3 separate regions of the Homo sapiens genome follow, and all the other regions are linked to region 2. Evidence: read pairs that join two places in POLR2A ChIA-PET (ENCODE). Cell type or tissue: MCF 10A. All regions are shown on one strand. Region 1 overlaps CT75 (cancer/testis associated transcript 75). Region 2 overlaps SGPP2 (sphingosine-1-phosphate phosphatase 2). Region 3 overlaps CT75 (cancer/testis associated transcript 75).

Region 1 (4,000 bases), 110 kb after region 2:
TTTTGATGCTTATTTCTGCTCCAGTGATCTTGAAATTAAACCTGTGTTTATGATCCTTAACTTGCTGACATCAAATGTGCAGATTCCGCCAATAATGACCTCACAAAAGAATTGATGCTACATGGTTTAACCTAAGCAGAGTCTTGAAGAAATCTGATGTTGCTTGACTCAGGCCTGCCCTTGTCTCAAAAAATGTACTATGGGAGCTCTGATTCCATTATTACGTTTATGAACTATGTGAACAACAGTTTTTCATCACTTATCAGTCAAAAGGAGAGATGAAATCCACTGACAAAGATGACATTGGCATTTCATCAGATAGCATGCTACAGTTTCATCCTCTCATTCAAGCTAAACAACAGCACCTTTGCTGTTAGATTAACTTTTGAGCAGATTAAAATGTACCTTTTGTTTTACTTGTTTGTTTGGAAAATTTTGTATGTTTTTGCGTATCTTTGCAACAATTTTGCGTATTTTCCAAGAACGAGCATGAATTTCTGCCTGAAAAAATGCGAGTGAAGCATAAGCATAAAATATTATTTTTATATTCTGTACAAGTAGAAAAATGTGTGTTCTTTATTCCAAATGATACAAAAGCATTCTGAGTTGATGTCTGTGTGTTTTTTCCTGGGATGCCTACCATTGCTTCCTTTGGCTTCTCAAAGTGGTACTATATCCTAAAAATGTAAGAAACTGCAAAAAAGAAAAAAAGAAAGAAACTCAAACAGTGGAATTTCAAGCATCCGTCAGTAGCTGGAGCAGGATTTATAAAGCATCCAGCTCTTTCTAGTGCCCTAACACCTCACCAAATGACCGTCTCCTCCATTATCTCTGCCTAAGCTCATTCTTGCAGTCTAGCTCAAGAAGTAAAATAAATCAGATATTGCCCAATTTTTACAAATTTATCTTTCTTAACCAATGCTTTTGCCACTTTTTTTATGTTCCCTGGCCTTACTCAGCTGGTAGGCTTCTCTGGGTTTACTTAACACAGAAGCTTTGAATCTGACCCGTGTATAAGAAACTGTAGGAGAGAAGCTAAGGGACATCATCACATTTTTTTATTTGAGGCGAATAATCTCTTAGACTGTGTGCTATAATTTGAACATAATTTCCTAGACTTATTTTTCCTGTTAGCATTGAAAAATAAGTCTGCTACTGAAAATATTTCAACCATTACAGGGTTAATCCATGACTAGAAACAGAAACAGTAAAGTACAAATAGAAGGTAGGACCATTAGTTATATCATTGGTGCTGTATTATCACATAAAATGTTGCATCTGCTTTCCCTTTATATTTGATCCATAATATATAAACAGAGATGAATGAGATATAAAGGTGCAAATTTCTTGAACTGTATTAAATATCTGTTAATTAACAAAGTATCCTGAAAACTATAATGAACTGTAAAAATTCAAAACTGTCATCAAATATAATTCTGTTTTGTTTCATTTTCAAATAGAAGCAGTAATTCTCTCACTCAACTTCATTTGCATAATATCATAATATTATGGTAACTACAATCTATTCCTCTTTACCATATATTTCATTAAAATGGGAAATTTCAGCCAGGCTCAGTGGCTCCTCCTGTAATCCCAGCTCCACGGGAGGCTGAGGCAGGAGAATCGCTTGAGCCTGAAAGTTTGAGGCTGCAGTACTCTATGATCAATCACATCTGTGAATAACTACTGCAATTCAGCCTGGGAAACAAAGAGAGACCCTGTCTCTGATTTAAAAAAGAAAAATGAGGGTAGAGAGGGTATTTCCCCTTCAGAATACACTTTATCTCTGAATCTACAAGTTTCAATGTAGATTTTGAAACAAATTAATAATCTTTATGACATTGGCCTAAGTACAATTCAAGCATTTCTCAAGTAGAAAGTGTAATGTGATTTTTTTTTCTATTAGATATAGAACACAAATAGAAGAGAGAACCAAAATCTGTCCAAATAATTTATTATATATGCTACACTGTAAGGTCACTCCTGTATTTTACCTTCTATAAGATTTTATAAACTAAGTAAGATTTCTAAAAAGTTACAAAGTCCCTCACAAATGTTTTTTAAATAAATACAAAAGGAATAATCCTAAATATTTAAAAAGCTATATTAAAATGTTTATTGCAATTAAAATTATGATTTCTAAAAGTTTAAAGTTTCTTATTCATAAATATCATTCAACTTTAAGATATCTATCAAATTAGTTTATTAAACAACACAGTAAATGATAAAAGATCATATTATTATATCAATATTCAGTCATTTTCAACAAAAAGCATGGGATAAAAAGAAATATATTAATATGCTAAAGACCACTCATAAAAATCCTGTGACAATCATAACAATCAATAATCAAGATGTTACTATACTAGAAAATAACATCTTGAAGTCATTTCCTTTAAAATTAAGATCAAGAAGTACTCCCACGGCTGGGCGCAGTGGCTCACACCTGTAACCCCACCGCTTTGGGAGGCCGAGCTGGGCAGATCATCTGAGTTCAGGAATTTGAGACCAGCATGGCCAACATGGTGAAACCCCAGCTCTACTAAAAATACAAAACTTAGCCCGGCGTGGTGGTCCACACCTGTAACCCCAGCTACTTGGGAGGCCGAGGCGGGAGAATCACTTGAACCCCGGAGATGGAGGTTGCAGTGAGCTGAGATCATGCCACTGCACTCCAGCCTGGGTAATAAGTCAAGACTCTGTCTCAAAAAAAAAAAAAAAAAAGTATGCCCACAATTATAATATCCAGTTTTAACTGAAACAATGAGAGAAGGAAAGAGTCATTATAAATATTGAAAAAGTAGAGACAAAAATGACTATATTACTATGTTTTCTTTTTTAAATTATTGTATATTTAGAAAAACTAAGAAGATAATAAACTTCTTTAAAAAATAATAAGAGAAATTGATAATGTAATTAGGCACAAGATATATGTACAAAAATACTCACAATAATCTTATTTTATAATAGCAGTAATATGTTAGAAGTAGAAATGGAAAAAAAATTCCATTCATATTTGCCAAACCAAAAGCAAACACACAAACAAAAAAAACCACAACCCAAGATGGGCAAAGGCCATTTATTTAGAAAACTATGATTTTTATTGAGGGATATAAAATGAAATTTGAGCTAAGAGAGAAAGATTTTCTAATCCAGTGTGGAAATGGATGCAACAATTTAATGTGACCCCAGTTATAATATCAATGTTTTAAAATAGACAAAACAAATATAAACTTTATGTGAAGGGATTAATATCTGAGAAAAGCCAGTAATTTTTGAGGAAGATGTGTATATGTGCATGTGAACATAAACACAAGTAAGGGAATAGATACTATCTTACTTTCCCAACTATTAAAATTCATGACAAACCCACTATGATAAGATAGTATTCCTGTACGTTAGCCTAAAACATTTTATATTTTAGTGTCTGTGAAGTAATACTGAAAGAATTTAAGAACAGTATGTTTATAGTCAACAAAGTAACATAATTTTATTTTATTATTTTTGAGGCAGGCTCTGGCTCTGTTGCCCAGGCTGGAGTGCAAAGGTGTAACAATCATGGCTCACTGCAGCCTCCATCTCCTGGGCTCAAGTGATCCTCTCACCTCAGCCTCCTGAGTAGCTGCGACCAGAAGTGTGCCACCATGCCTGGCTAATTTTTGTATTTTTAGTAGAGATGAGGTTTTTCTAAGCTGCCCAGGCTGGTCTCGAACTCCTGAGCTCAAGTGACTTGCCAGCCTCAGCCTCCAATTGTGCCAGGATTACAGGCGTGAGCCATTGTGCGAGGCTCATAATAATTTTAATTAATTATTTATTTACTCCAATATAGAACAGTCTACCATGATATATCATAGTGGAGATGTTAATAGAACAATGCAATAAAATAGAACAGGAACAAATCTAAGGATATATGGTAGCTTGATATATAACCAAATTGGCATTTCAATTCAAAGTAATGAATAATTGAATACATGGTATCGGCATAATTTATTCTCTGTCT
Region 2 (4,000 bases):
TGCTTGTTGTCTGAAGAGACAGAGAAATAAAAGTGGAGCATGCCATTAGCACACATTCTGGTTAGAAAGTAGCCATCTACGGGTTCTTAATGACACCCAAGGAGCTTTGAAAAATACACATACCTGGACTCTACTCCAGGAGCCTGATTTACTAGATCTGGAGTGAGGTTCAAATTGGCCTGTTTTTTTTTTTTTTTTTAACAGCTCCACTGTTTGGTCCAATTGCCTCATTTTCACAGAAGGGAATGAGGCTCACACTTGCCTGAGTTTTCAGCTAATCAAGCAGAAGCCTGCTTGTCAAGTCTAAGAAGCTCAGCTATCCAGGAACAAGTCTATGTGTGTTTCTGGTCCTCCATTACACTGTACCTGTGAAATCACTGTGGTTCACATTAAAGAAAATCTACTTTGACCCATAGGTCTGAAAGGGACTTTCATAACAGACCACTTCAGAATTTATCACAAGATAGAGTCAAGTTATTTATCTCTGAACTCACTCCTTCCTCATCCAAGCTCTCCTATTATAGTATTGAGGTTTTCACCTTGGCAGAGAGTTGTAAGCACATTTCACCTTGCATGCTTTTCTCCAAGTCAAATCCAGACAGCAGATATAAAACACTGAACATCAGCAATGGGAACAGCATCTCTCAAGAGCCACCTGAGTCATATTTCCCGTTATCTTTTTGAGAAAGATAAACACCAGCAGGCTCTCCTCTCTTTATCTTCAGATGCTTGCAGGTTAGAGAGAAAATTTTCTGTTTGTATTGGCAAAAAAAATCATGAAGTAAAAATGCTTAAATTTTTGAAGGATTCAAAAGGACCTCCTTGCTAGAGAGGAAAATTAAATGGTAATTGTTAACAAAAGTAAAAGATTACAAAATGCATCTACACTTTTGGAAATAAACCAAATGTTCTCTAGCACGCTTATCAAAAGAGGCAGGTCAGTACTATTGTTAAAAACTTGGGTTTCAATCCTTGCTTTACTATTCACTAGCTGTGTGGCCCTGGACAAGTGAGTTAATCTCACTGTGCCTCCGTTTCCTCAACTATATAACATAAAATACAGTTGACCCTTGAACAATGCACGGGTTAGGGGTGCTGACCCCTGTGCAGTCAAAAATTTGCATATAACATTTGGTTCCCTAAAAGCTTGACTACTAATAGCCTACTGTTAACTGGAAGCCTTACTTATAACATAAACAGTCAATCAACATATATTTTATATGTTCTATGCATTATATACTGTATTCTTATAATAAAGTAATCTAGAGAAAAGAAAATGTTATTAAGCAAATCATAAGGAAAATATATTTAATATTGATTAAGTGAAAGTAGATCATCACATTTTTTTTTTCCTTGTCTTCATGTTGAGTAGGCTGAGGAGAAGGAGGAAAAGGAGGGGTTGGTTTTGCTGTCTTAGGGGTGGCAGAGGTGGAAGAAAATCTGTCATTGACATTTTGCTGGGCTGAGCTGGTTGCCTCCTGTTGTTGTGGAGGTGGCTCACTTCATCCCAACTTCTTGATACTTTCACTTCTGGAGGTCATATTTCTCTAAGATCTTCCAGAAAAGTCTTAACGCTGCCTTAGCCTTTTTTCCAGTCCAGCTCTTAAATTTTTTACTTCTCTTCCCCAGTAATAACATGAGTGTGAATCCAGCTTGTCCCCAAACCTGCCTGGCTTCAAAGCATCTGATTGTAAAGAATCTTCACCTATGCCTGTCATTTGTGGGCCTGAAGAAACTATCCATCCTTGCAAATGTCTCCTGCTGAGATGCCTCACACTGCGACTGTCTCTCCTCTTCCTTCCTCCATGGATCTGAGGATAGTCCTGATTCTCCTACCAGTCCCAAAGGCAAACAACCCACTGCTGCAGAGAATAGCGCCACAAAAGAAGGAAGACAAGGTCCCAGTCAAGAAACAGAAGACCAGAACTGTGTTCTCTTCCACCCAGCTGTGTGTACTCAATGATAGATTTCAGAGACAGAAATACCTCAGCCTTCAACAGATGCAAGAACTTTCCAATATCCTGAACCTTAGCTACAAACAGGTGAAGACCTGGTTCCAGAACCAGAGAATGAAATCTAAGAGGTGGCAGAAAAACAACTGGCCGCAGAATAGCAATGGTGTGACTCAGGCCTCAGCACCTACCTACCCCAGCCTCTACTCTTCTTACCACCAGGAATGCCTGGTGAACACGACTGGAAACCTTCCAATGTGGAGCAACCAGACCTGGAGCAATTCAAGCTGCAGCAACCACAGCCTGAACATCCAGTCCTGGAGCAACTACTCCTGGAACACTCAGACCTGGTGCACCCAGTTCTGGAACAATCAGGCCTGGAACAGTCCCTTCTATAACTGTGGAGAGGAATCTCTACAGTCCTGCATGTAGTTCCAGCCAAATTCTCCTGCCAGTTTGCCTTGGAAACTGCTGGGGAAAGCCATAACGTAATAAAGCAGACAACTAGGTATTTTAGTACTCCACAAACCATGGATTTATTCCTAAACTACTCCATGAACATACAACTTGAAGATCTGTGAAGGAGAGTGAAATTGATATTACTCAATTTGACTCTGGGCACTGGCTGAATCCTTCCTCTCCCCTCCTCCCCTCCCTCATAGGATTTTTCTTTTTTGGAAACCACATGTTCTGGTTTCCATTATGCCTATCCAGTCAATATGATGGAGGGTGGGGTATGGTTGAAGCCTAATCAGAGAGGTTTCTTTCTTTTTTCCTATTGGATCTTCCTGGAGAAAAGACATTTTAATAACCTTGGCTGCTAAGGACAACATGATAGAAGCTGTCTCTGGCTATAGATAAGTAGATCTAATACAGTTTGGATATCTTTAGGGTTTAGAATCTAACCTCAAGAATAAGAAATAAAAGTACAAATTGATGTGAAAAAAAAAGAAAATCTATTATTAGTGATCCCAAACAGTTCAAATCCATGTTGCTCAAGAGTCAACTGTACTTACTTTACAGAGCTGTGAAAATTAAATGCATCGATGCATGAGAAGCATTTAGACAGTGCCTGACATACAGAAAGTGCTGAGTAAATAAAAGTTCTTGTTGATAATAATAATGATGATTACTCCACCCATCAGCATTAAACAACTGCTAGGCCATGAGTTTCCATGTATCTCTGCTACCATGCTCAGCAAACATGAAAAAATATTTTTGAATTTATAGATCTTTTCCCTTCTCTTCCTTCCTTTGATTAAGAGTTTGATATTTATCTTCCTTTACTTTTAGTCCCCTTGCATTGCCATCAATCTATAAACCGAGGCACAAAGCTGCGGGGAGCCTGTGGTCAGTGGGAAAGTCTAGCAAGTGGCAGATAAAAGCAAGGCTAGCTGGAGATGGCTGTGCCTCACGACACAGCCCAGGGCTCAGCACATCAGCCCTTCAGACATCTGCTCTGCAGTTTCTCAGTCAGCCACACAGAGCGTGTAGGGTTTAGGTGCCTTGGGCACATCAAAATAATTCTGTACACACTTATGAGACCAGACAAAGAGGCAACTGGAGTGTCTCATGTGTGGTCACATACTTTCTAAATGATTAATATGACTTTCAAAGTATTCGCCATCAATGGGGTGAGAAGTTGATTACATCCACCTGCCCTTTTTTAGGTCACATGAAGAAACTAAGCTAATCATTTTACAGAGCACTTTTTTCCCTTTAAAATATCCCTCCAGATGATTGATTTCATAGGAACTTTGAAAATTGTTTCTGGAAAGTTTGGTTTTAGTGGGGAGTTTTGTTTGGTTAAATCTCTGATTGCAGTTTTTTTTTTTTTTTTCTCTTTTTGTATGGTTTTTATTCATTTGCTACTTTTCATTAAAAGCAAAGAAATGGGGGAAGGGAATGTTGGAATTCCAGTTAATTAAGACAATAAAAATGCATTATACATTTGGTCAAAATACATTTTCTATATTATGAAGGAAATTCACAAAGAGGTTGTTGTTTATAAATCAATATGAAGTAAACATTAAATAGTTAAAAAAAAG
Region 3 (4,000 bases), 120 kb after region 2:
GCTGGGTTACTGACAATGGCTTGCATTTTGGCCTTGGCAGCAGAGCCAGCTGCGGTGGTGAATAAAGGTGGAGAATGTCAATGGGGCTCCAGGGATGTGAAGATACAGGGGCTATTGGGCCCTCCAGCAGAATACAGTATGATAGGGGCTGTGTTCTCAAAATGGTGCCTTCCTGTAGCTGCTTAGGATTTAGGAGCTGTCTAGGACCCTGTGTGAGCTTCCTCTCAGAATGAATACTGTGGGAAGTCTCCAGGCAGCTCCCTATGTTAGTCTCAGGGGCTGCTTGAGTTGAATGGCTCAGGGTCCGGGCTAGGATTTCAGGAGTCCATGGTAAGAAGGTGGACCTGCCGGGGGTTTCTCATTCACCCTTTTCCCACATTGGAGAACTTCTCTAGGCTCCCAGCAGATGCCTGCTGAGCAGGCTGCCTCCCTTCCCCCTCCTTCCTTGTCTTACATGTTTCCTGTCACTTCTCTCTTAAATTCCAGCATTCTCTCTCTCTCTCTCTCTCTCTCTCTCTGTCTCTCTCTCTCTGTCTCTCTCTCTCTCTCTCTCTCTCTCTCTCTCTCTCTCTCTCTCTCGGTGATCTATTTGAAGTGTGATTATGCAGTCACTATCTTGGTTCTTTGTGGAGAAGGCAGCTCCGGATGCCTCTGGTCAGCCATTTTGAGGCCCCTCCTTGGTTGATTAGATTAATAATCTGGCCAGCTGGGATACAGTCATGTATCTGTCTTTCATGTATTTGAATAGTTTCTATATACTCTGTCCCTTTAGTTCAATAGACAAATGTGCATTCTTTTAAAAGTAACAATAGCAACTCTGGTGAAGAAAATTTGAGTTTAAACCAGAAGTGGGTTTACCATGAAACCAATGAAGCTTGTTTCAAGACCCCTTATTTGAACTTGAAGTGTTCCCATGTCCATATGTTCTCATAAAATTCACAGGAATATATTTTAACTGCAAATCTTTAAGACCATTGTTTCTTTCCACTTCAACTTCCCCTTGTTAGGGTTAGGTAGCATCGAAGAAGCCACGGGCATTTTTGGACCGTGTTTAAGGAAGTTGATCTTTGGTTTTGGTTTAGTGAAATATTTATGCAGTTCACAGATTCTTCCGTGTAGAGGTTAGCTGTCCCAGTGCAGAAAACAATTTTCAGTCCTAATCTTACCACTCCCTATATCTGTGCATCTAACTTTATAAAAGGAAGGTGAAGGGCCCCATATAACCCTCATAATATGCCACATTATTAGGGACACCAAAGATAAGCTGGTCAGTGAGTGTCGTCAATTCAGAGTACTTAAAATTACTCCCTGCAACAAACAAATCCCTAAAATGCCTTGAAATTTTACAGCCCATATATGAAATTCACTTGAGAGAAGTGTTTCCAAAATTAATAATAATCCTAAAAATGTACGCGCCAATACCAACAAATTGTGAAGCCAAAAGGAACCTTTCCATACTATTAATTTTTTAAAAATATGTTGTTTGATCCACCATGCTAGAAGAAATACTGATTTCTTCTTCTAGTCTCTCCCAGAAAGTATGACAAAATTCTTGTGGCATGAATAGACAATCAAATAGTATGCAGACAAATAATTTTATTGAGGGGTATGTCAGATAGCTAATTAGTTGAAAAAAATTTTTTTCTGGATTTTGAGATCGTTCCTGAATTTATCAACTTTAAATGTTTTGTTGTGGCAGTGGTTTATTTTATAATTCTAAATGAATACTTAACTTCTTACCAAGCAGTTTTAATTATTTTTCTTAAAAAGGACCTCCAAAATGGTATAAGCTTCAGGTCCATGGGCTTGCCCCTGCTTGAAGTGAGTACCTCACCCACATACTCTAATAGTGGATGGGAAAGAACCTAATGGATCTGCGCTTTACAACTGCCTCAGTCTCCTGAAAACCAAATCTGCTTATTATTAAGTCAGCAAATGCACAGTTGATGGATTGTAATGACTCTGAAGGAATCTGTGTGGCCAGAAAGATAAATAATACATTGTTTAAAGGTTTTTGAATTCTTATAATGTTTTGGAAGAAGACATTTTTTAAAATACAAAAGAAATTAAGAGGGAGGATGTATCATGGTCAGAGACAAAAATACATAAACAACCAATTATGATTAACCATGCTAGATGAAAGGTGATTTGTCTCTTATTTCCATCTATGGGAAATATTACAAAAACATCATCATGTGAAGAGTCAATTAAGCAGATACCATCTAACAGAGGCAGTCTATCTTGGCTCAATATACCCTTAGAATCTGTTTGTTTCTTTTCAGCAAAGGTACTGCTGCACGTAGGATGGTACATGGCTTCAAATAGATGATGCGAATGGCATATGGAAGAAATTAGCCTGTTTCTTTATTGTTAACACATCCGGTTCTCCATACATGTCGAATCTCACTCCCAGCTTTAGCCCTTTATAGGTATAAAGGGAGAAGTCGATTCCTATGTTGGTAGATGTGCCCCTTTGTCTTATGCACTTTCTCTCCTGCACCACTCAATATTTATAATGCAGCATCTGAATCTGTTTCTTTAAAATTCTCTTCTCTTAAGGCTTTTAGTCATACCTTAGATACAGGTTTACAAAAAGAAAAATTTTGAGGCTGTAAAAATTTGATAAACACTTGTTTATACCACATCGAACTGATTTCTTTACATCTTTGTAACAGTACTTCTCAGAGCCTTTAATGAGTAGAAAATATAGAATGTAGTTTGGAATACTTCCCAAATTATTTGATGACAAAAACTTTTTTTTGAGGAACTAATATTTTAGAGACCATAATTTCAGGAAATTCTGCTTCAGACTATAATGAAATGAGACAATGGAATTTAAATGCTTTAACATAAAAACCAAAAAATTATATGGTACTTTGATAATAACTATTATTATTATTATTAAGACTACCATGTTCAAAGGAATCAATTGTTTCTCTCATTCTTTTCTAATAGGTGTCATTTAAACTGTATGTATAGATCTGAAAAGAAGATGCACTAAGACAAACATGTTTGCTTGCATAATTTTCTGCTGTAATAGTTTTGTTTTACAAAGAGATTGAGAAAAATTATACAAGCTTCTAGCTATTGAAATTTTTCCTGTGGTCTCAGTAGTTTTCACTATGTTTTTAAGATTCTTCACTGGATTTATCAAAGAACAGTGACTATCAATGCAACCCCTATCAGAATTCCAATACTTTTTTTGCAAATGTAGAAAAATTCATTCTAAGATTCATGTGGAATCTCAAGGGGCCCTGAATAGCCAAAACAAATTTGGAAAAGAAGAACAAAGTTGGAGCATTCACACTTCCTGATTTCAAAACATATTACAGAGCTACAGAAATCAAAACAATGTGGCACTGTCACAAGCACAGACAAATAGACCAACGAAATAAAATAGAGAGCCCCAGCTGGGCATAGTGGCTCACGCCTGTAATCTCAGCACTTTGGGAGGCTGAGAAGGGCGGATCACCTGAGGTCAGGAGTTCCAGAGCAGCATGGCCAACATGGTGAAACCCCATCTCTACTAAAAATACAAAAATTAGCCAGGTGTGGTGGCACACACCTGTAATCCTAGCTACTCAGGAGGCTGAAGCAGGAGAATTGCTTGAACCCAGGAGGTGGAGGTTACAGTGAGCCAAGATTGCGCCAGCACACTGCAGCCTGGGTGACAGAGTGAGACTTTGTATCAAAAAAAAAAAAAAAAAAAAAAAAATAGAGAGCCCGGAAATAAACCCATGTGTATAATCAAATGATCTTTGACAGGGGTGCCAAGGTCACTCAAGGGGGAAAGGACAGAGAAGTGGAGAAATGGTACTGAGAAAACTGGATATACATGTGCAAAAGGATGAAGCTGACTTTTATTTTATACCATATACAAAAATTAAATCAAAATGAATTAAAGACCTAAAAGTAAGACCTAAAATTATACAACTCATAGAAGAAAATATATAAGTGAAGCTTCATGACACTAGACTTGGCAATGATTTCTTGGATACAA

Evidence for each region. ChIA-PET counts read pairs that join two places held together with the same protein. Peaks named below come from ENCODE experiments on the same cell type or tissue, not always from the same donor. Only the 100,000 strongest peaks of a DNase experiment are listed, where the experiment ranks them.
Region 1: POLR2A ChIA-PET joins it to region 2 with 8 read pairs; 4 of 35 experiments call an interaction of 5 or more read pairs at or near these places.
Region 3: POLR2A ChIA-PET joins it to region 2 with 5 read pairs; 3 of 35 experiments call an interaction of 5 or more read pairs at or near these places.

Annotation. Positions count from the first base shown.
Region 1 is chr2:222,344,685-222,348,684 of GRCh38, reverse strand. The region is part of intron 2 of CT75 (cancer/testis associated transcript 75); the gene reads right to left. Among named protein-coding and RNA genes, the nearest start is that of RNF228, 27 kb to the right of the region's middle. In MCF 10A, no CTCF peak of the experiment used is centred here; no DNase peak of the experiment used is centred here.
Region 2 is chr2:222,450,933-222,454,932 of GRCh38, reverse strand. All of the region lies in intron 1 of SGPP2 (sphingosine-1-phosphate phosphatase 2), which reads right to left. It also overlaps the pseudogene NANOGP2. Among named protein-coding and RNA genes, the nearest start is that of SGPP2, 28 kb to the right of the region's middle. RefSeq lists an enhancer at 3,314-3,363. In MCF 10A, no CTCF peak of the experiment used is centred here; a DNase peak (open chromatin) is centred at 2,212.
Region 3 is chr2:222,329,352-222,333,351 of GRCh38, reverse strand. All of the region lies in intron 1 of CT75 (cancer/testis associated transcript 75), which reads right to left. Among named protein-coding and RNA genes, the nearest start is that of RNF228, 11 kb to the right of the region's middle. In MCF 10A, no CTCF peak of the experiment used is centred here; no DNase peak of the experiment used is centred here.